Regions from separate parts of the Mus musculus genome. Here region 1 is linked to region 2. The links are chromatin loops, found by intact Hi-C in ENCODE. Cell type or tissue: left cerebral cortex. All regions are shown on one strand. Each heading gives the region's core, and the rest is flanking DNA. Links, peaks and the distances in the headings are about the cores only. Region 1 overlaps Anxa11 (annexin A11). Region 2 has its middle 31 kb from the start of Zcchc24.

What was found. Hi-C counts contacts between places; a loop is a spot of excess contacts. Peaks named below come from ENCODE experiments on the same cell type or tissue, not always from the same donor. Only the 100,000 strongest peaks of a DNase experiment are listed, where the experiment ranks them.
Region 1: a loop joins it to region 2, with 4 times the contacts of the local background. A loop is called at or near these places in 2 of 42 quality-filtered maps.

What each region holds. Positions count from the first base shown.
Region 1 is chr14:25,855,556-25,865,820 of GRCm38, forward strand. All of the region lies in intron 1 of Anxa11 (annexin A11), which reads left to right. Among named protein-coding and RNA genes, the nearest start is that of Anxa11, 19 kb to the left of the region's middle. In left cerebral cortex, for the core only: no CTCF peak of the experiment used is centred there; a DNase peak (open chromatin) is centred at 6,382.
Region 2 is chr14:25,794,630-25,804,894 of GRCm38, forward strand. No RefSeq gene overlaps it. Among named protein-coding and RNA genes, the nearest start is that of Zcchc24, 31 kb to the left of the region's middle. In left cerebral cortex, for the core only: CTCF peaks have their summits at 3,762 (motif pointing right) and 5,739; DNase peaks (open chromatin) are centred at 1,102, 5,749 and 6,027; H3K27ac peaks cover 567 bases.

The DNA.
Region 1 (10,265 bases), core at 1,620-9,619, 62 kb after region 2:
CGTGCTGCTTGGGTAGATAGGAATCAATACATATCAGGATTTAATTCTTGCAAAACTACGACTGCAGTAGGTACTGCTCACTCCTGCCCCAGGCCATCCGTGTGGTTACGCTGTGCAGGGCTACCAGGTGACTTCCTGTCCTGCGGTGAGTCACTGTTCTCTTAGCTTTGAGTTTTTTCCATACCGGTTGCCCTGAGCTGGACAAGTTGTTCTCCAAGCCTGTCACTCAGTTATCATCTTGGGACCACCTTTTAAACATCTGTGTTAGATTCCCTTTGTGTTGGGGGGAGGTAGGCTGCTTTGTGCCTTTTTTAAAGTCTTTGTGGAAAAGTCTGCGGCATCCGGTTGCTAGGTGGGTGATTTAGCCGGCCTTAGGAATGAACCGCTGAAACCAGTTTCTCCTGAGAAGCTTGAAGGGAGGAGCTATCTCCTAGTTCCCACCAGGAGTCGAGGAGTCCAGAGCTATCTTCCCCTGAGGAACCTTAGGTCCTTTCTTCTCCTCAAAGCTTGTAGTATTGTCTCTCTGCCTCTGAGTTGGCAAGTGTCCGCTGGGTGAGCTTTGCTGATGGTGTCTTTTCACCTTATGCTTTCTGCTCAGGTGGTAGTGTTATATCATCACCACCATCACCTAGTGTGTGTGTGTGTGTGTGTGTGTGTGTGTGTGTGTGTGTGTGTGTGTGTGTGAGATATAGACATGTATGTGCCTATGTGTGTGTACAGAAGCCAGAAGAGGATACTGAATGTCCTTCTCCATCACTCTTTCCTGTTCCCTTGAGGAATCCCCAGGGATCCACCTGCCTCTGCCTCCCCAGCACTCACATTCTAAGCATATCACCGTGTCTGGCTCTTGATGTGAGTGCTGGGAATTAGACCCTGGTCGTCATGCTTGTGCATACACACATTATGATTGACTATGGCCTCTCTCTAGCTGCTGTTTGTTGGCTTGCTTCTGTCTTCACATAAGATCCCATGCAGTAAAGCCAGGTCTCAGTGACTTCCAGGTCCCCTGCCTCTGCTACTGAGTGCTGGGACTGCAGGCATCGCTCACAACACCCAGCTTCCTGTGGCTCTTTTTTCTCTGGATTTTTCCTGTGCTCTTTTCTCTAACCCTTGTGTTGAATGGTTGAGTTGTCTGTTTTTCAGTTCCTTAACATGAACATTTCATTGGCTGCTGATCTATTGAACTTTGATTTTTTTAAAAAATAACATTTTCCCTTTTCAGTTTCTAAGAGACTTTACTGCTTCCTCAGTGTTCCATGTGTACAGCATTTCCTTTCTGTTTTGCTTTATGAGTAGATTTCCTCTGTGTCTCCGAGCATATCACTTGTATTCCCTCTGATACGTCTCATCAATGGCTCTCTACCCTCTGAGTCTTCTCTTGGTCTCTCCTGTTCTTACTGGAGATCTTGTTCAGTGTGCTGGGATCCTGCATTGTCAATTTACACACAAACAGTGCTGAGTCCTTGGGCGTGGCTCGAGGGAGGTGTCAGGCAGGGCTCTATACCACTTCTCCCTGTGTAAAATCATCCTTTGGTCTTGCTGGTCTTCTGCACATTACCTACCTTAGGTTGAGGCATTGGGCCTACCTAGAACTCTTACTCTTTCAGAGCTTTTGATAAAGGGAAGTGGGTCCCTATTGAGCTGGGAACCTGTGCTGGTGCCACACCCTGTGCTTCATAGTACTTGGTAAGGAGGCAAGAGGTCCAGGGCTGGCCCCTTGCTGTGTCATGGTGGCAAGCCACTTCCTCTCTGGTTGTCAGTTTCTCCATATGTAAAGGGTGGGGGAGAAAAGGGGTCAGCTTTGGCTGACCAGCTGGCCAGAATGCTCTGTTACCTGCATGCTTAAATCATGTCAGGTGCTTAGTTCCCCTCCCCATTGCTGGCTGGGTTTGTTGCCTGACCACAGAAAACCCAGCTCTTATTGTGGTGACTCACGGTGACCATGGTGACTGTGTTGACCTATCACACAAGTGAGCGAGCCTTATCTGAGCCCCTTCTCCAGGGCAGGGGGAGCGCCCTTTGGCTTTTGTTGTAGAAATGATTTGTTGTGGTGTCAGGGCTTTGGTGCTTCTCCTGTCAAAGAGGCTGGCCAGGCTGTATGGGCTGGTGGCAGACCTCAGCCAGGAAGGGGTCTGGAGGAAGGGAGAGGTGGCTACTGTATAGGCTAGTCTGCTATTCCTGTTCTTGGAGACAAACTTAGTACATGTTTTGGTGGTAGTATACATGCCATGAGGTTTGCCGTGTTGACTAATTTTAGATGTGCAGTTCAGTGACATTGAACATTCACTTTGTATGCATCCCTCACCACAGTCTGTTTCCAGAACTTTCTCATCGTCCCAAGCTTACTGTCCCCATTTAACAATCTTCCCATTTCCCTTTTGCCCCAGCCTCCGAGGCAGCCATGTCTTTCTGTCTGAGTGGAATTAGGCAGCACTTACCTTTCTGTGGCTGCCTTATTTCAGTTAGTGTGCTGGCTTCATCCGTGCCATCGCACGCATCAGGATGGCCCCCGTTTTCAGAGTGAGCAGCTGATTTTCTTTATCTGTTCATCACGTGGCTAGCTGAGAGAGGTCTTGCTTTTGCTTGTGGGATCCTGTGGCAGTTCTGTGTTGAGTTTCGTTTTTAGGAGCCTTTACTGTTCTCTGCAGTCGCTGTGGCCTTGTGGCTTGTCTAGCAGTTTGATCTCACAGTCTAGTCTCATGATTGTGACTGTCATGTTAAGGTGCTCACAGAGTTGTTCCTTAACTGGGAATGATCTGATTGCTTGGTGTCTCTGGTGCTGGTAGCCATCCCGGTCTTTGTGGCCCATTCCTCTTCAGGTGGGGCCATTGTTGGCTTTCCATTGTTGGTGTTCCATAGAGGGGAAGAGTTTCCACTTGTAAGGGCGCCTGCAGTTGGATTGATCTGTCCTGGGTAATCCAGATTCAGACCACGCTCACCCAGTGTGTAATCTCAGTCACTCTGGACTGACTCTTCGGCCATAGGAGGCGGCATTTTCAGGTTCTCTGGAGCACTGGGACTGAAGACTGTATCTAGGATAGATTTGGAGGATAATGGCCTTGTATCAGGCTTTGGGGTACCCTCTCCTCCCTAATGGCCAATCAGCCTGCCCACCACCCTATGGCTCAGCTCCTGGTAATTAGATGCGCACACCAGTTTGATGAGCTCGCGAGTTTTGATCCTTTATGATCCTATCCCTCTTGAGTTATTGGAAGGATGGTGTGGCACAGAGGCAGTGAGTGGGCACAGCAGGACTTAGTGTATAGAGCATCTCCAGCCTGGGGGATTTGGGAGAAACCCAGCTGGGCTTTGCCAGAGCTGGAGAGACCAGACACCTTGGGTGTGTGTGGGGCACTCTCAGATATTGCCATTGCTCCACAATGCTGAGCCCATGGCCATCAGGTCCCTTTGACTGTGCTCCATAGATAGTCCTAGTAGACCCTCTTTCAGACCTGGGGCATAACCAATAGTGGGGAATGGTGACACAAAAGAACAGACCTGGGGCTGGAGAGATGGCTCAGTGGTTAAGAGCACTGGCTGCTCTTCTGAAGGTCTCGAGTTCAATTCCCAGCAACCACATGGTGTCTCACAACCATCTGTAATTGGATATAATGCCCTCTTCTGGTGTGTCTGAAGACAGTGACAGTGTACTCATATACATAAAATAAATAAATAAGTCTTAAAAAAAAGATAGGGTTTCTATAAAAAACAAACAAAAAAAACAGACCTGCACTCCCATATCCAAACTGTGCTCAAACATAACCTAATCTCTCTCTCCTTCTCCCTCTTCCCCACTCTCTTGTTTATGTGTGTGTGTCCTTCTGTCTCTGTCTGAGTGTGTATGTGCACATGTGTGTTCAAGTGCCCAGAGTCCAGATAGATACCTGTTTTGTGTAAGGCCAGAAGCAAGTGTCGGATCTACCCGCTGGAGCTAGAGTTCCAAGTAGTTGAGGGCTGTGATGCAGGGATCAGAATTCTGGTCCCGGTGCTCTTAACTACCTGAGCCATCCTTCCAGCCTTGCATACGTGTTTCTTTAAGCTTGCCTCGGTCTGTTTGAACTGCTGTAATGGAATACTGTGAACGAGAAAGGCTTAGACAGCAGAAGCGTTTTGCTCACAGTAGAAGCTGTAAAGCACACATCAAGTGTCTGCTGAGGAATTGGGTCTGGCTCTGTAGCTTGGCCACTTCCCTCCGTGTGCTTACAAAGTAGTCTCTCTCTGTTCGGAGAGCTCTGCTATTGTGACCTAGCCACCGCAGTGCCCTGCTTTCTCATTGCTTCTCGATGGGCCTCAGGATTATAATGGGGTTCATCTGGGAGACAGGTGCACTCTGCTGCTGCCCGAAGCAGTCAGCTAAAAAGCCATAAGGATGGCTTCAGAGGTCCTGCCTGGGCTGCTGCTTTGCTCATCACAGTGCACTGCGGTGTGTGGTTGTAGCATGCTTACCCCATGGCAGCCAAGATGCAGTGAGGAAAGGCTTGGATCCCAGTGTCTCCTTCACAGACATTTACCCAGTGGCCTAGGACCTGCCAGCAGCAGTCTCTCATCCCCCAAAGGTTCCACTGCCTACCAGTATGCCCCAGGGGCTTGGGACTCAGCCTCCAACAGACACGGACCTTTGGGGGCCTTTCTAGACCCATGTGGTAGCACTGCCCTTGCTAGCCTCTGCCTTTCAAACTATTCCAACCTCACCCCCACCCCTTTGCCCTGCCAAGTCCCTCTTTGACTCACTCCCCCAGCCCCCACAGCTCTCCTTAGCACATGCCCCAGGGGCTTCTGGGACCTCCCGAACTCAGTTTGCTGTTTTATATCGGGACAACCCAATGGATGAAAGGCAAAATGATACAATGAGAGCATACTCAGTAGGGGAGACTGTTGTATTCCTGTTTAATAGAGGTGAGAAGCTGGCCAAAGGAAGGCTCAGTAATTTGACCAGGACCACCCAGCTAGTAGGAACCCCACTTGGATTTGAACTTACGTAGTCTGCCTTCAAATTTTGTGTTCATCCTGTTGTCCTACATTGCCATTAAGAACACGGGGTTTAGCTGGGTGTGGTGGCTCACGCCTTTAGTCCCAGCAGAGGCAGGTGGATCTCTGTAAGTTTGAGGCCAGCCTGGCTGGTCTACAAAGTGAGATTCAGGACAGCTAGGGCTACACAGAGAAACCCTGTCTTGATAAAAAACAAACAAACAAACAAACAGAAAAAGTGGGAGCTTGGTTGGTGATCATTGGCTATAGAAACCACAGGTGTGTCCTGATTCTTAACTCCATGCTATTCTGTCACATGAGCGTGAAGCTCAGCCTCTGAGATTACTGTTGCCAGCATCAGTAGGTCCTGTGCAAAAGTATAGTGTAGTGGCGAAAGCCCTGGGATTCAAAGCCAGGAGGACAGGATTTGAGTCCTGCCTCCACCATTCACAGATACCTGGGACCATAGAGGCTTGCTCAGGACTCCCTGGTCCAGGTCCTTGGTAGGTTGGGCCTCTGGTCCCCTTGCCTGGACAGGTACCTTCAAGTATTCCATGCTCCCACTTCCCCTAAGATAATCAACACCTGAGTGCTGTGTGTTGGCTGTCATAGGAACTCAGGGTTAACATGTAGTGAGAGAGAGAGAGAGAGAGAGAGAGAGAGAGAGAGAGAGAAAGAGAGAGAGAGACAGACAGAGAGAGAGACAGAGAGAGACAGAGAGAGAAGACATACACTTAAGAGTTGATAGTACTTAGAGACATGAAAAATTACCCAGGAAATAGTTTATGGTGCCTGGAATTTTCTTAAACAAACAAGCAGGGCAGTGGATAGGCCTAGAGCAGTGGTCCTCACCCTTCCTAATGCTGCAACCACTTGATACAGTTCCTCATGTTGTAGTGATCTCCCACCTATAAAATCATTTTTGTTGCTACTTCATAACTATAATTTTGCTACTGTTATGAATCATAACCTAAGCATCTGATATTCGGGATGTATTTTCATTAATATGAAATGACCCAAGGGTCATGACCCACAGGTTGAGAACTGCTGGTCCAGATGAGTGGCAAAATTGGCCTTGAAGCAATGTTTTTTGTTTTTTTTTAACTTTAGTTCTTTTAATACATCATTTAGTTTTATCTTATGTACAATGGTGTTTTGCCTGTCTATCAGTGTGAGGTGTCAGAAGCTCTGGAACTGGAGTTGCTTACAGACAGTTGTAAGTTGCCATGTAGGTGCTGGGAATTGAACCCAGGGCCTCTAGAAGAGCAGTTGGTGCTCTTGACCACTGAGCCACCTCTGAGCCATCCATCCCTTCAGCTCCCTGAAACACTGCTTTGCTGAAGCTGAGGGTTGAGCATCTGTTGTCCTATTCTGCTTATAGATAGTCTACATGCCAACCATTGCTCATCAGAGCCTCGATCATATGAGTCATTTCGTGAAACTGCAAACCATTGCTGCGTATGCGTGGTACGAGGCCAGCCCTGATGACTCTGAGTGTGTGCTTACGTAGGGACTGGGTGTATCTGACTGCCCTCTTCCCTCAAGCCAGTAGCCCGATCTTCCCGGAGAGGGAAGGAAGTTCTGTGGGTTGAGACGCTAAAAGTTCTAGAAACCTCCAGTTTAAAACCTGTCCCCTGTATCCCTGTACCATTTCTCCTGTCCTTGGAAGGAGGCTCTGTCAGCCTCCTGGGGCCATCAGACCAATGGTTACCCGTGTAGGGACTCAGCCCTGTTTGGGAAGAGGGCAGCTTTTCTGACTGCTACCCCAGATCACGTTCTACCACATCCTGGCTCCTTGATCTGATGTGCTCTAGTGACAAATCCAAGGGCTGTGGGAGCCAGATAAGTCTCCACCTCCATCCTGGTGACCTGAGACAGATAAGTAAGTTCCAGGGTAGACACACACTGCACATAAATTAGTAAAGAAATAACATACGTACATATAGAATTAAAAAAGAAAGGGAAAGGGTTTGAGGCCAATCTGGGCTGCATCGCAACACTGTGTGTGTGTGTGTGTGTGTGTGTGAGAGAGAGAGACAGACAGACAGACAGACAGAGACAGAGACAGAGAGAATATGAAAGAAAAAACTTACCTGTTTTCAAACAGGTGAACCAAATACATATGTGTGTATGTTTTTATATATATGCAGATGCTTTGTAAATATATGCATACATGTATGTGTGTGTTAACTTATAGGTTCGAAGGCTTAGTGGTTGCCTCTGGGAGAGGGGATAGTGTCCTGTCCGTCTGCCTTGGGTTTCTATGGATTGCTTATATTTTGTATTTTCAAAATAAAATTTACAGACTCTTGTCTTTTTGAGACAGCGTCTTCCTGTTTAGCCCAGGTTGGCCTTGAACGCATGATCCTCCTCCCACAGCGTCCCTACTTTTGCCAGGTGGATTATTTGCATGCACCAGCACCCCAGTTTGTGCCGGGCCGGGGATCAAGTCCTGGGCCTCACTGAGCCAGAGGAAGCAAGCGCAGGACCAGCTGCAGCCCGGCTGGCTCATTGCTGGCTTGATGTCCGGTAATGCTTAGTTTTCTGAAGATTGGATTGCAGTGTATCCATCCATCTGCCAGTGGGCAGTTGTGGCTAACACTGCTACACTGGGATCTGAGCCACAACCCCAAAGGCTTGCTTGTAGGAAGCGTGTGGGGTCTTCATTAGGGGTGCTCTTGAGGAATGTATCGAGATTCTAACCCTCCCTTTTCTTCCTCTCCACCCCTCTATTGAAACTTCTGAAACCCTGTCTTAAAATGAACCTTTCTTCCTTCTAACTTGTTTATCGCTGGCATTTTGTTACAGTGACAAAAGGCTGGTTCACACTGTCATCCTATAAGTTTTTATCTCACTTGGCCCAATACCAAGATCATGCTAGTTGCTGGTTTCACAAAATATGTTTAGTTTTGTAGGAAAGTGCAAAAAATTCTCTTCCTAAGGTGTTGTACCATTTAGCATTCCCCACAGTATTTGCTGGCTCTCTCTCTTCTGGGCATGGACATTCTTATAGCTGTGCCGCCTGTTTCCATTTATAACAGGTTCCTCTCTGTGTACTGTCACCTCTGTGGACCTTCTGGTAAGGGACCTTCTCCCGTCTCTTTCCTATTATTTGTCTCTATCACTATATCAGATCTTTTAGGAATGTATTCAGCCATTGTGTAGTTTTGTGGGGTGGGTTGTTTTTGTTTTGAAACAAGCTCTTGTTATTTTGCATAGGCTGGCCTCAAATCCTTGGCCATAAGGAATCCATCTATCCTCCTGCCTCAGCTTCCTGAGCAGTTGAAATTACAGGGTTTATTTTAGCACCATGTCTGGCTTTCTTTCATTTACTTGGGGAAAAAAAAAATATGTCAGTAAGGATTGTCAGTGCCGGGTGATTTGAACTGTTTATTTACGTGTTGAGTGAGAGCAAGTGGCTCTTTATAGCCAACAGCTGGGGAAAGCAGAGTGGTAGACCACAACCACCACCCCCCCCAAGAAAAAAAATGTAAGTCCTGATTTGTCTGCTTGAGTGCCAAGGGGCTCTGGGCCCTGGTGTGGCTCTTTAGACCTCTGCCTGTCAGCATCAGCCTTTTGGACCTGTACTTCAGGCCTGGTACTTCAGCCAACCACCTAGTTCCTCCTGGCTTCCCTGCCCTGCTCTTGGTCAGCTTCCATCCCTTTGCCGAAAGGCCAGACCATTCTTCCCCAGCACCTGCAGCCAGCTCTTATCCTTTCTGTACAGAAAAGCTATTGACAGCCAGGCGTGTTGGTGCACGCCTTCAATCCCAGCACTTGGGAGGCAGAGGCAGGCAGATTTCTGAGTTCAAGGCCAGCCTGGTTTACAAAGTGAGTTCCAGGACAGCCAGGGCTATACAGAGAAACCCTGTCTCGAAAAACAAAAACAAACAAACAAAAAAAGCTATTAGCATAGTGGGAGAGGTCTACAATTTACTCACTCTGAGCCAATCAGCAATGGGAATGGCAGCTTGCTTATTAACATGATAATCGCAGAGGATCTTCTCCTGTGCGGGTGAGGAAGTGTCAAAAATTTACCTATCCTGCCGCCAGGCACCCGGCTGATGCCCTCATAGCAATTAAGCAATTAACAATTAAGAAAATAGGAACTAGGCTTGGTGTGGTGCCACATGCCTTTAGTTCCAACCCTTGGTTGGCAGAGGTTACCCTGGCCTACAGAGGTCCAGGACAGCCAGGGCTAGCTATACAGAGAAACTGTCTCCAAAAAAAAAAAAAAAAAAAAAAAGTGTTCACAAACTTTCATAGCCAGTTGATAGAACACGTGTGGCGTAGATTGTTCCCTAAAGCCAGTGAACCTTAAATTTCAAGGGTCACTACTTTATAGGCAAAAATCTAGACATAGAACAAGAGGAAAAAGAATGGAATTCCCCTCCCTAGACTCAGCCACCCCCCACCCACCCATCCCATGTAAAACCTCGTGCTTCCCACCCTAGTAGGAAGAGATGGAGACCTGCAGCAAAATCAGCCTATTTGTACTCTCCCGTTTCTAGAGGCCCTGAAGAGACTGCCCCATCAAACAGGCCAACAGTCTTAATACTATACAGGTGTCTCTGTGTCTTTATTGTTGAACCCCAGAGACTCCCCAAAGCCCCTGACAATACAAGCCCTCACATACTCCAAAAGAAGCCGCCCAGGTGGGTTCTGTATCGACAGGATACCCTGAGGCTTAGTCCTAAAGGATGCTGGATGCCAGGATGCGGGGCTGCGTTTGGTGCTCTTGTATGAAGGAGCAGTCCCACACTCATCAAGGCCCAGCCGTCTGGGTTTTATCATTCTCCACAAAGGACTTTTATGGAAGCGCGGTGTCCTGGGTAATTTTACTTCAGCTTGACACAAGCTAGACTCATGAGAGAGGAGGGAAGTTCAATTTGGAAAATGCCTCCATAAGACTGGGCTGTAGGCAAGCCTGTGACACATTTTCTAAATCAGTGATAAGTGTGGGAGGGCTTAGCCGGTTGTGGGTGGTACCATTCCTGGGATGGTGGTTTTGGGGCCTCTGCGTCAGCTCCTGCCTCCAGGGGCCTGCCCTGCTTGAGTTCCTGTCCTGACTTCTTTGATGATGAACAGTGATGCATAAGTGTAAGCTGCAATAATTCCCTTTCTTCCCAAGTTGCTTTTGGTCATGTTTTTATTACAGCAATAGAGACCCTAAGCCACCTATAGTTGTCTTATAAGATGGAGAGGGCCACAGCTGTTTGAATCTGCACAGCTGCATTTGCATGGTTCCAGGGAGGAAGGAAGGGTGACCTTTGTGCTGTAGTGTTCCTGAGAGAGTC
Region 2 (10,265 bases), core at 871-8,870:
ACTCTTAGCTCCTTTTCCAGCACCGTGTCAACCTGCATGCTGCCATGCTTCCAATCATGATGATAAAGGACTGAACCTCTGAACTGTAAGCCAGGCTCACTTAAATGTTTCCCTTTATGAGAGTTGCCAAGGTCATGGTGTCCCTTCACAGCAGTAGAGATCCTAATAGCTGAATAGCTAAAATACATAAGGTTCTTCCTGCTTCAGTCTTCTGAGTACTGAGATTACAGGCAGGCAGGCAGGCAGGCAGGCAGGCAGGCAGGCAGGCAGGCAGGCAGGCAGGCAGGCAGGCAAGGAGGGAGGGAGGGAGGGAGGGAGGGAGGGAGGGAGGGAGGGAGGGAGGAAGGAAGGAAGGAAGGAAGGAAGGAAGGAAGGAAGGAAGGAAGGAAGGAAGGAAGAAAAAACTGATAATTATCTGGGAGAAACGCAAACAAAAATATAGATATGCAAATCAGGGTGAAAAAGCTGAGACAGAGGGATGCCCATTCAGGGTCCAACATCTGAGTAGTCATAATTCCAGAAACTAGAGATCAGAGAGTACAACAGAAAAACAAAACCAAAATAACTCCAGAGCATCTCCTAGAACCACACACTGTGTTCCCAGGGCTGAGAGTCTGGCAAAGGCCCTGCATAATAGGTGAAAATAAATCCACGCCTAGAAGATGATGGGCGAAACGCTGGGGCGCATGGAACAAAAAGGAAGCCCTGAAGATTTCGGAGACACAGCCTGGCTATAAACAGAAGCAGCCATCAGCACACAAGCACTGGTAAGCTAAAAGGAAGTTCTGGAGCACAGGGTTTTAAAGGAAATCATCTCCCAAGCATTCTAGTCGAATAGAATTATACTCCATGTTCAGCTAAGCCATCGATCAAGTTCAAGGGTGGAAAAATAATCTTTAACTATTTGCCTCATTGATCGCTTAAAAAAAAAAAAAGAAAGAAAACCATTAGTAGGGGATATGTCCCACTGAAAATGAAGCTGTAGACAGAGAGTTGGGATGTAGAAAACAGGAGGCCAAACACAGGAGAGAAAGGGGACAAGAAGCGAAAGAGGATCCCGCGGCTGACTGTGCAGAGAGGGGGCCAGACGCCAGCTGGTGGGAGGGGAGGGACTACAGAGGGGAGGACTGGATTCCCAGATGCCGCTGGGAGAGAGCAGATTACACAATGTGTGTGTGGGGAGGGTGGGAGGGACGTCAAACCTCACCAAGCAATTCAAAACCCAACTAAACAAGATCATAACTACTAATTCCACAAGAAAAAAAAAATTCTGCTTGGGGGAGAAAAAGAGACTGTGGTGAAACTTATGTCTAAGCAGAGAATACTGTTTACTTAATCACCATAGATGTAAATCCTGTGACTCCCACCAGCATTAAGACACAGTCATAACGGGGGTCAAACACGGGAAGTGTGTGTGCATGTGTGCATTTGTGCGTGTGTGTGTGTGTGCGTGTGTGTGTGTGCTTGTAAGTGCATGTGTAAGAGACAGACAGAGGGACAGAGAGAGGATGAAGATGAAGGATCTCTATGAGAGTCCAGCCTTTCATCTCTCATGGTAAAAAAGTCAATTAGAGAGGTTTAAAATGGAAACTTCAATAGCATTGATGCAAGCAAGTTATTTCAGTGGAGATATAGAGACAATAACCAAAAGAATTGTTTTTAAAAGGTTTGAGAGTGGCTGCCTCCTGGCTGATGTAGGGGTGGGGCACAGGATAGGAAGCTAGGTTTGTTGTCATAAAATAATGGTCTGTCTGTTCCGTCTACGTACGTCCTTCTGTCTACCTCACTCTGTTCCCACCACAAAGCACGAACCACTGTCCATCCATGTCTGCCTCACTCCGTTCCCACCACAAAGCACGAACCACTGTCCATCCATGCTGCCGAGGTGAGGAGAGGCCCCAGGACTCAGAACCTTGACAGATAGCAAAGGCCTGCTCTATCATTCATTCCTCACGATCTCTACCCCTGCGGGCGGACGGACGGACGGCTCTCACCAGCTCATTGTTTTTCTTTTCAGTTAGTTCTCGGAGGAAGAAGGTCAGGTTTCTCTCTGAAAGTCTTCCTCCAGCCCTGCTGACTCCAAGACATAAGTCTTCCAGCCATTTAATTCGATCCAGATGGAAGGCTCCACTTGGCTCTTGAACATGCCTTGGGGAGTGCTGAGATTTGCAGATAAGCCTTGGGATGAGGGAGGAAAGCAAGGGTGGCAGAGTCCACCGGGCAGGCCTGGGAGAGTCCCACAGGGACCTAATGGAGTAGCCTCCTCCACCGCTGTCAGGCCCGTGGCCAGGATTTGGTCCTCAGGCCACCAACCCGGCAGCTTAGCATCCTCGGAAGTGCACACACTCCAGCCATTCCCTGGCCACATGCTGCCAAATGCCTGATGGCCCGGGCTTGGGTGACCGCATGAAGACTTCTCTTTGAGGAGTTCAGTCTGGCAAATGAGACAGTAAGCTGGATAGACAGATGGACAACCGAATATTGATGATTCGGTGAGACCACAAATCAACATACATCAGAAGCAGGCACAGAGATCAGAGGGAGGATGAAGAGGGACATAGTCTCGGAGTAGTTGACTTCAGGCTACGTCATTAAAAAAAATATGTTGATCTTCTAAGACTTTAAAAAGAGCCAGTGGATATTTTAAAAATATCCTTTTCTGAGCCAGAGGGCACAGAAAGGATATTTCGGGGTTCAGAGATGTTTAACTATAGGAAACAAGTGAGTGTTTAAATACTGGATGGAACTTGGATAGTCATCAGTATAGAGAGTTACCATATTTAAGTGAAAATAATAATTTTAAGTGTAATGTGCTTGACATTTAATCAGGTCTTTTTGGTATAACTGAGTTCAAAATAGTCTTGAGGAATAAAAAATTATTTGGACTACATGAGATGGTAGACTGAGCATATACAGCTGTGAAGAAAACAGAGAAAAATGTTTTTACATAAATGGTGTTCTGCAATGTAAACCTTGCATAAATTTGTTCCTTAAGAAACTAGATGAGGGGCTAGTGAGATGGCTCAGCAGTTAAAAGCACCGACTATTCCCTTAAAGACATAACGATGATGTCCTGACCTTCAGACTCATCTTCTGCACAGAGGAGAGCCTCATTCTTCCTACTGTGGAGATGGCTGCCCTTCACCATCCAGATGACACTGCTTGAAGATAGTGCCTACAGCTGCCCAAAGGTTCCAGGTTCCAGGCCTTGTGTGTGTGTGTGTGTGTGTGTGTGTGTGTGTGTGTGTGTGTAGCCTGAGGAGGTTCCTCTGAGTTCTGCAGGCACCTGCACACACACACACATACACACACACACACACACATACACACACACACACACACACACACACACACACACACACACACACAGAGAGAGAGAGAGAGAGAGAGAGAGAGAGAGAGATAATAGCTTCCAAAAATATAAAATATCAGTCTTCATATAACACAAAATGCTTAGAGAAGTCCATAACTAGTGATCAGCCTTGCAGTGTGGTTGTAACATGGTACTGGTTGGACCTGTACCACAACAGGTGTACACATATCTTAATCCCCAGACCCTGGCCCAAGGTTGCAAGCTGGTATGGTAAAGTTTTTATTTGCTTATGCAGAATTTTTTTTTAATGATGACAATATAACAAACTTTGCAAGGTTAAATTTATTAGAAAGTCTTTCCTTTTTCGTAATTTTTAAAATAGAATTATTTATTTATTTTATGTATATGAGTACACTGTTGCTGTCTTCAGACACACCAGAAGAGGGCATCTGATCCCATTACAGGTGATTGTGAGCCACCCACCATGTGGTTGCCTGGAATTAAACTTAGGACCTCTGGAAGAGCAGTCAGTGCTCTTAACTGCTGAGCCATCTCCCCAGTCCCCTTTTTCATAATTTCTGTTGCTTTTACATGTTTTAATAGTTAAATAAAACCACGTATCATTACTTTTTGTCTTAAAATCATTTGACTCAATGATAGATGGCTCCCATTCAAAGGCTCCAAGAACTACACTTGGTGAAACCTGTAGCACAGATGATAGATATATAAGCACATTAGCAAGTAAAAGTTTTAAGATGTGGGCCAGTGGTAAGATTCGCTAGGTTGAGCACAGACCCCATGACCTGAATTTCATTCTTGGATTTCATGATGGAAGGAGAGAACCAACACCCAAAAGTTGCCCTCTGACCTCCATGAGCATGCTCACACTCACACACACACTTCACATTCACACGCACATATCACACACACAATAATAGTAATAATAATGATAAAAAGTGAACATTTTAAACCATTAAAATAAAAAGTTAGGATCCTATTGTGCACTTCATCTGGATCAGATATTCAGCACATTTACAGGCTAACTTGGTCTATTTTCTATTTCTATAAAGGAACAGCAAACAATTGAATTTATAAAGTATAACGATTTGTCTGGCTAGCATTTTGGAGTCTAGGGAATCCAGAGCACAGTACTGGAGTCTGCTGGGGTACTTGTGATGAGTCCCAGCATGGCAGAGTGCATTGTGGTGAGGCAGCTCCCGTGCCAGCTTCTGCACTCTTCATTTTGACATATAAACTTGAATGCCATCCCGAGGCCTCCCCCTCGTGAGCTTTCCTAATCCTCACTACTTGCTAAATGTTCCAACTCTAAAATGCCACGAACATGTGACTGAAGCTTGAGTTTCTGACACATGAACTTTCAAAGGACGCATCCTAACTCTTGGAACCACTGTGCCGGCTGGGGGCAAGTAGAAATCCAGGTAGCCTCTGACTCGCTCCAGCAGGCTTTGATTCCCACTAAGCCCTGAAGTTCACTCTGGGCCCAGGGCAGCGGCAAGCAAGCCTGTATTCTACTCTGCCCAAGACAGTGCTAATGGTGTGTGTGTGGGGGGGGGGGTACCTGCTGGGAATTGAGCTACAGAGTGCGTTGGATTCTTAGGAGTTAAGGTGAGCTCCTCTTGTTCCTTAGAGGACTTCTTTGGAGACCTGGGACTTTTGCTGCACACAGAACCGAGAGAGCCAAGAGAGCAGACACTGTAACTGAGATGCCCGGAACTAGAACATCAAAAATCACCGAAAGTGGCATATTAAGGAGGGCTGTCTGATGCTAGAGCCCCAAGAAGACCCATGTTAGATGGGCCACTGAGATCTGGAGCTGAGGGGCGCCAGAGCCTGATAATGGGGGGACCATGAGGTCAGACCTAGAGGTGGTCACTCCATTACATGAGATGTAAGGTGCTAACATGAGGAAATAGCCTTGCTTGTTAAATAATTTGGGGAAATGCTAGGTTAATTGTCTGGTGCAGGCTTCTTTACTGCAGGATCCTTAACGGGATGATGGGAGCCAGAGACAGCTAGAAATCACCTGCTTTCCCAAGTGACAGGCCTTTTATTTGCCGCACATATGAGAAAATGGGTGGAAAGGTACCGAGGACTGAGATCATGGACAACCTTGAATCTGGGATTGCCAGGCTATCCTTTCATGAGACACACAAGCTCTGAGTATTAAATACACGGATTTCTTTGCAAGAGCCCACACCCTGGGAGGTAAGGCATTCGGATGAGACAGTTCTAGGGAACAGAAGCGGAAGCCGCAGTTGCAACAGCACTTTTGGAAAGGAGCCTCCTGGAAGACGGAGAGAGTTGAGCTGAGAGCCCAGAACCCTGTCACCCCTTGCAGCACAAACGGACCTAGGGGAGAAGCTTGAAACCCTCATCAGCCCAGCGAGGCATCCCGGGCACAGTCGCTGGTCCTCCCCTACTGTCCAAAACCGGTACTGCAGACCAACCTCGGCGAGCTGCAGCGAGTTTGTGAGGAGTAAGTAGGCTAGGCTAGGCTTCCTTAAGTCCCGCCCTTCCTCTGTGCTTCTGTGCCCCCCCCCCCTTTTGGCCCACACCACATCTCTTGATGTCTCCCAAATGGACCATTCAAATTTATGGGAAGGGTCTGAGTATGGACAGTTTTATATCAGAAATTAAAGAGCCCACATTTGCAAGCAGAAAAGTCTGCCGAGTGACAAGAAACAGATAGTAGTGATGTGTTAGATAGGAGCGGAGCAGGGAAACCTCTCATCCGAATCTGCCACAGATATAGCAGTCGGCTGCACACAAAAAGCTCTTACATAAAGGCTCCATTTATATGGGGAAAAAAAAAAAACCACAGAGGTCTATGTTGGATCAGTGACTGTCAGGGAAGACCTGAAGATAAGATAAACAAGGTAGCTGCTTCGCAGGCGTCTAGACCATGGGAAGAGAAGAACATCTGGAGATAGGAGTGGATAAGAAATCAGAAGCTTCACAGAGAAGGTTCCAACCTCACCAACCCATGGGGCAGAAGTGCAGAAAAATTAGTGTTCTTGGCCAGAATGCAGTTTTTTCCTTGCCTTGCCCTGGCTGCTGACTATAATGTCTTAGGGATGTGAGATGCTGAAGAAAGGATGCAGTCAAGGATTCTGGGAGGGGCAAGGTCATGGGATCTGGGGTAGAAATAGAAACAACAAGAAACACAATGGATTTGGGGAGGATTTGCCAGGTGTAGAGGATGGTACGGGCATTTTTTAAAAATAGTATCTCATTTAGTCTCCACAGCAATCTACTGGATGTCTCATTCCCACATTGTGGAGAAGAGGTGAGAGCCAAGAGCTGGTAAATAGTCTGCACATAGCAATGGCCATTAAGAAAGAACAGGGGGCCTGGAGAGATGGCTCAGCAGTTAAGAGCACTGACTGGCCTTCCAGAGGTCCTGAGTTCAATTCGCAGCAACCACATGGTGGCTCACAACCATCTGTAATGGGTTCCGATGCCCTCTTCTGGTGTGTCTGAAGACAGCGATAGTGTACTTACATACATAAAATAAATAACAAATCTTTTAAAAAAAAAGAAAGAAAGAAAGAAAGAAAGAAAGAAAGAAAGAAAGAAAGAAAGAGAGAGAGAGAGAGAGGGAGGGAGGAAGGAAGGAAGGAAGGAAGGAAGGAAGGAAGGAAGGAAGGAAGAAAAGAAAGAAGGAAAGAAAAAAGAAAGAAAGAGGGAAGAATAGGGACTGGACATAACTACTTCTGGCTGTAAAGCCCTCATCCCAACTTCCGCTGACCATGAAGAACCTTCTAGTACTTTCCCGTGGTGCATCTACCAACTGCCGTTGACAGACGCTGCTTTCCGGGAAGATCATGCTGAAATGTGCCTCCCCCCACATCCTTTCCTGTTGCCCCTTTGGCTCTATGGTAGTCATTGTTGTTATCCATGAGACATTCCTGTCTGCTTCTGAGCAGTGGCAGGATAGGGTGCATGTATGCTTATGTTCAGCATCAAGTTAGATATTTCCCTGGCTGTGGTTTTGGTAAGTGGTAATATGGTCTGGGCACGATTGGGAGGTGGTGGGATCTTTAATAGGTGAGGCCAAGTTGGAAGTCCCATTGGCCTGAATGAAAATGCCCCCCGCCCCCCCCCACACACACACACACAGGGAGTGGTATTATTGGAGATGTGGCATTGTTGGGATGAGTGTGGCCTTCTTGGAGGAAGTGTATCACTAGGGTGGGCTTTGAGATCTCAGAAAATCAATGCAGGCCCAGTGTCATTCTCTCTTCTTGATGCCGGCCAATCCAGATGTAGAACACTCAGCTCCTTCTCCAGCACCACGTCTGCCTGTGTGCCACCATACTTCCCACCACGATGACAATGGACTAAGCTTCTGAAACTTTAAGCCAGTCCTAGTGAAACTTCCTTTATAAGAGTGGCTGTGGTCATGGTGTCTCTTCACAGCAATGAAAAACTTAACTAGGACAGGGTATGGCCTTGGAGAATATTGGGACCCTGGTCCTTTCTCCCAGCTAACATGGGATGAGTAGTATTCTCCTCTCCAACATACTTCTGCCATGGTACAACCTCAACATAGGCCCAAGCAATGATGCTAACCAACCACAGGCCAAAATAAAACTATTCTCTCAGTTATATCAGATGTTTTTCCAGTGAATAAAAGCTGGCTAATACACTGTGTGACTTCCTTTGGCCAGTAAAAACTAGGCTAAAGTTTTAAAAGCTAGTGTGCAGTTTTAGCTCTGCCAAAATATGGGGAGGACTGTCTGGATGAAGCTTGATTTGGCCTGAATCCATGAGCTAGCAGAATGCACAGCAGCCCCCTGCCCCCACCCTGTTCCCTGTGCTGACCTGTTTTGAATGAGTAGCAGGAACAGGAAACAAAGAGTTGTGGAAGCCAATGAAATGTGGGGATTGTTTGTTATTGTAGCAAAACTTAACCTATCCTGGCTGAACTGGGTCCCCATGCTGGTGAGTCTGTACTAGGCCATCAACAATCCGTCCTCCTCAAAGACTTCTCTAAGCCGAATTGCCTCTATTTTTCCAGCTGAGTTCTCTACTTGTGACCTTCTCAACTGATGCCAGATCCATGGGACAGATCATCCAGCCACCTTCACAAAGCCTCTTGTCTCAGCATGCCACCCAATGATGTAGTCAGGGTCACCAAAAGCTCTCAGTCAGCAAACAGGGCAACCTGCTACTGCCTTCTCATTCTTTGGGGTCCAAATGGGCTTCAAGATTCAGAAGTAGACTGCTTTTAACCTGGATTTTTATCCTGACACTTCCACTGGGTTACTCAAGGCAAGTTCCTTAACCCCTCTGAGCCAGTCTTCTAAGCTAAGGCAACAAGTGCTGGTAGCCTTGTGACAGTTTTGAGAATGAGGTAAGGGGCCCTCAGTGCCCCTGTGTCTGGTGAGCTACACAAGTGTTGTTGCTCTTCCTCTCCTCCTCATCCAAGTTCCTTGGGGCTCATAAGCAAGGGGAAGGGGGAGGGCCTTTCTGGACCGAGGCCAGACAGCTCCACTGCCATTGCTGGATTCTCTTAGTCTTAGGCTCTAAGACACAGCTGTCCCTTGGCTCCTTCACCTCCATGAACCTGGGAGATAGGGGAGCAGACTACAGATGTCCAGGGCACAGTGAAGGCTGCTGAGCTAATCCTGGGACTGCTGGGGAGGCTGGGCTAGGGCTCAGCAGGCTTTCTCCTGCCTGTGGCCGCCTGTGGCTGGGCTCAAATTTCCCAGGCCCCCAGCTCAGCTGTAGGCTTCCCCTCCCAACCCTTAACCCCCAACTCAACTTTCCTTTGTGCCCCCAACGGGAGTATCAGAGGCTGCAGGACAGGCCCAGGCAGGGGTCTGAGAAGAATCCAGAGGCTGTAGCCACTCAACCCAAGTCATTGTGAAGCCTGGGGTCTCAGATACCTGGGGTTCCGCAGGCCTTTCAGGCTTCAGGCCTCTCGGAATGCTACTCACTGGGTCAGAAACCTTGGGCCCAGCTTTACTTTGTGGCGTTCGGACAACTCCATGCTCCCTGAACTGGCTGTGCCTCCCAGGAAAGCTTCTACCCAGCATGGTGGGGCAAGACCTGGCTCTGGGGTGGGAGCCTCTTGGTGTAAGCAAAACTCCACCTGTAAGCTTTCTCAGATTCCCCTGGCCCACAGACTCCAAGTGTCCCTCTGGTCTGTCTCCTAAGGAACTGGCATCTGACTGTCCTTTCCTTGTTCCTAGCAGACTCCCACCCCAGAGGGGTGTGTGTGTGTATACATGCACACATGCATGCATGCATGTATGAGTGTGTTTGTCTGTGTGTGTATAAGTGTGTGCATGTGTGTATGAGTGTGTCTATACACACACATGCCCTTGTACTCATTACTGTGTCCTGAATACCAGTGACAGGAAAAACTTATTTTATTCTCTCCTTAACCACCTTGTTTCCCCACTTGACGAGTGAGAACCCGATAAGCCAAAAGACAAATCAAGAAACTTGAGTTATACAGGGAACTGGGGCAAATTTTAGTCAGAGCCGAGATGGGAACATCATCTCGGTGACCTTTGAGCCGGTAGTCTTTCTCCACTCACCAACTGCTCAGAAGCAGGTGGGCAGCTGTGCAATGCTCACCTGAACACTGAGCCCAGTGTGCACAGAGCCATTAGCCATGTTAGAAGACAGACAGACAGACAGAGAAGGCCAGTATGAATATGATATCTAGTACCAGGACATCTACCCACTGCCCTAGCTTTCCTCTGTTTTGTATGAACAAGTTTCCACATACAACATAAGACTGTGCTTATCTGGCTTCTCCCACCAAAGACGATGTTCCCAAGGTGCTCTTAGTTATGTGGTATATCCATACCATATTCCTGTTTAGGGGTATAAAACCATTATGCATATAGACTACATCATCCCCCCCAAAGTGTTTTTCCCCTGTATTTATTTATTTCCCTGGGGTGGGGGTGGGGGG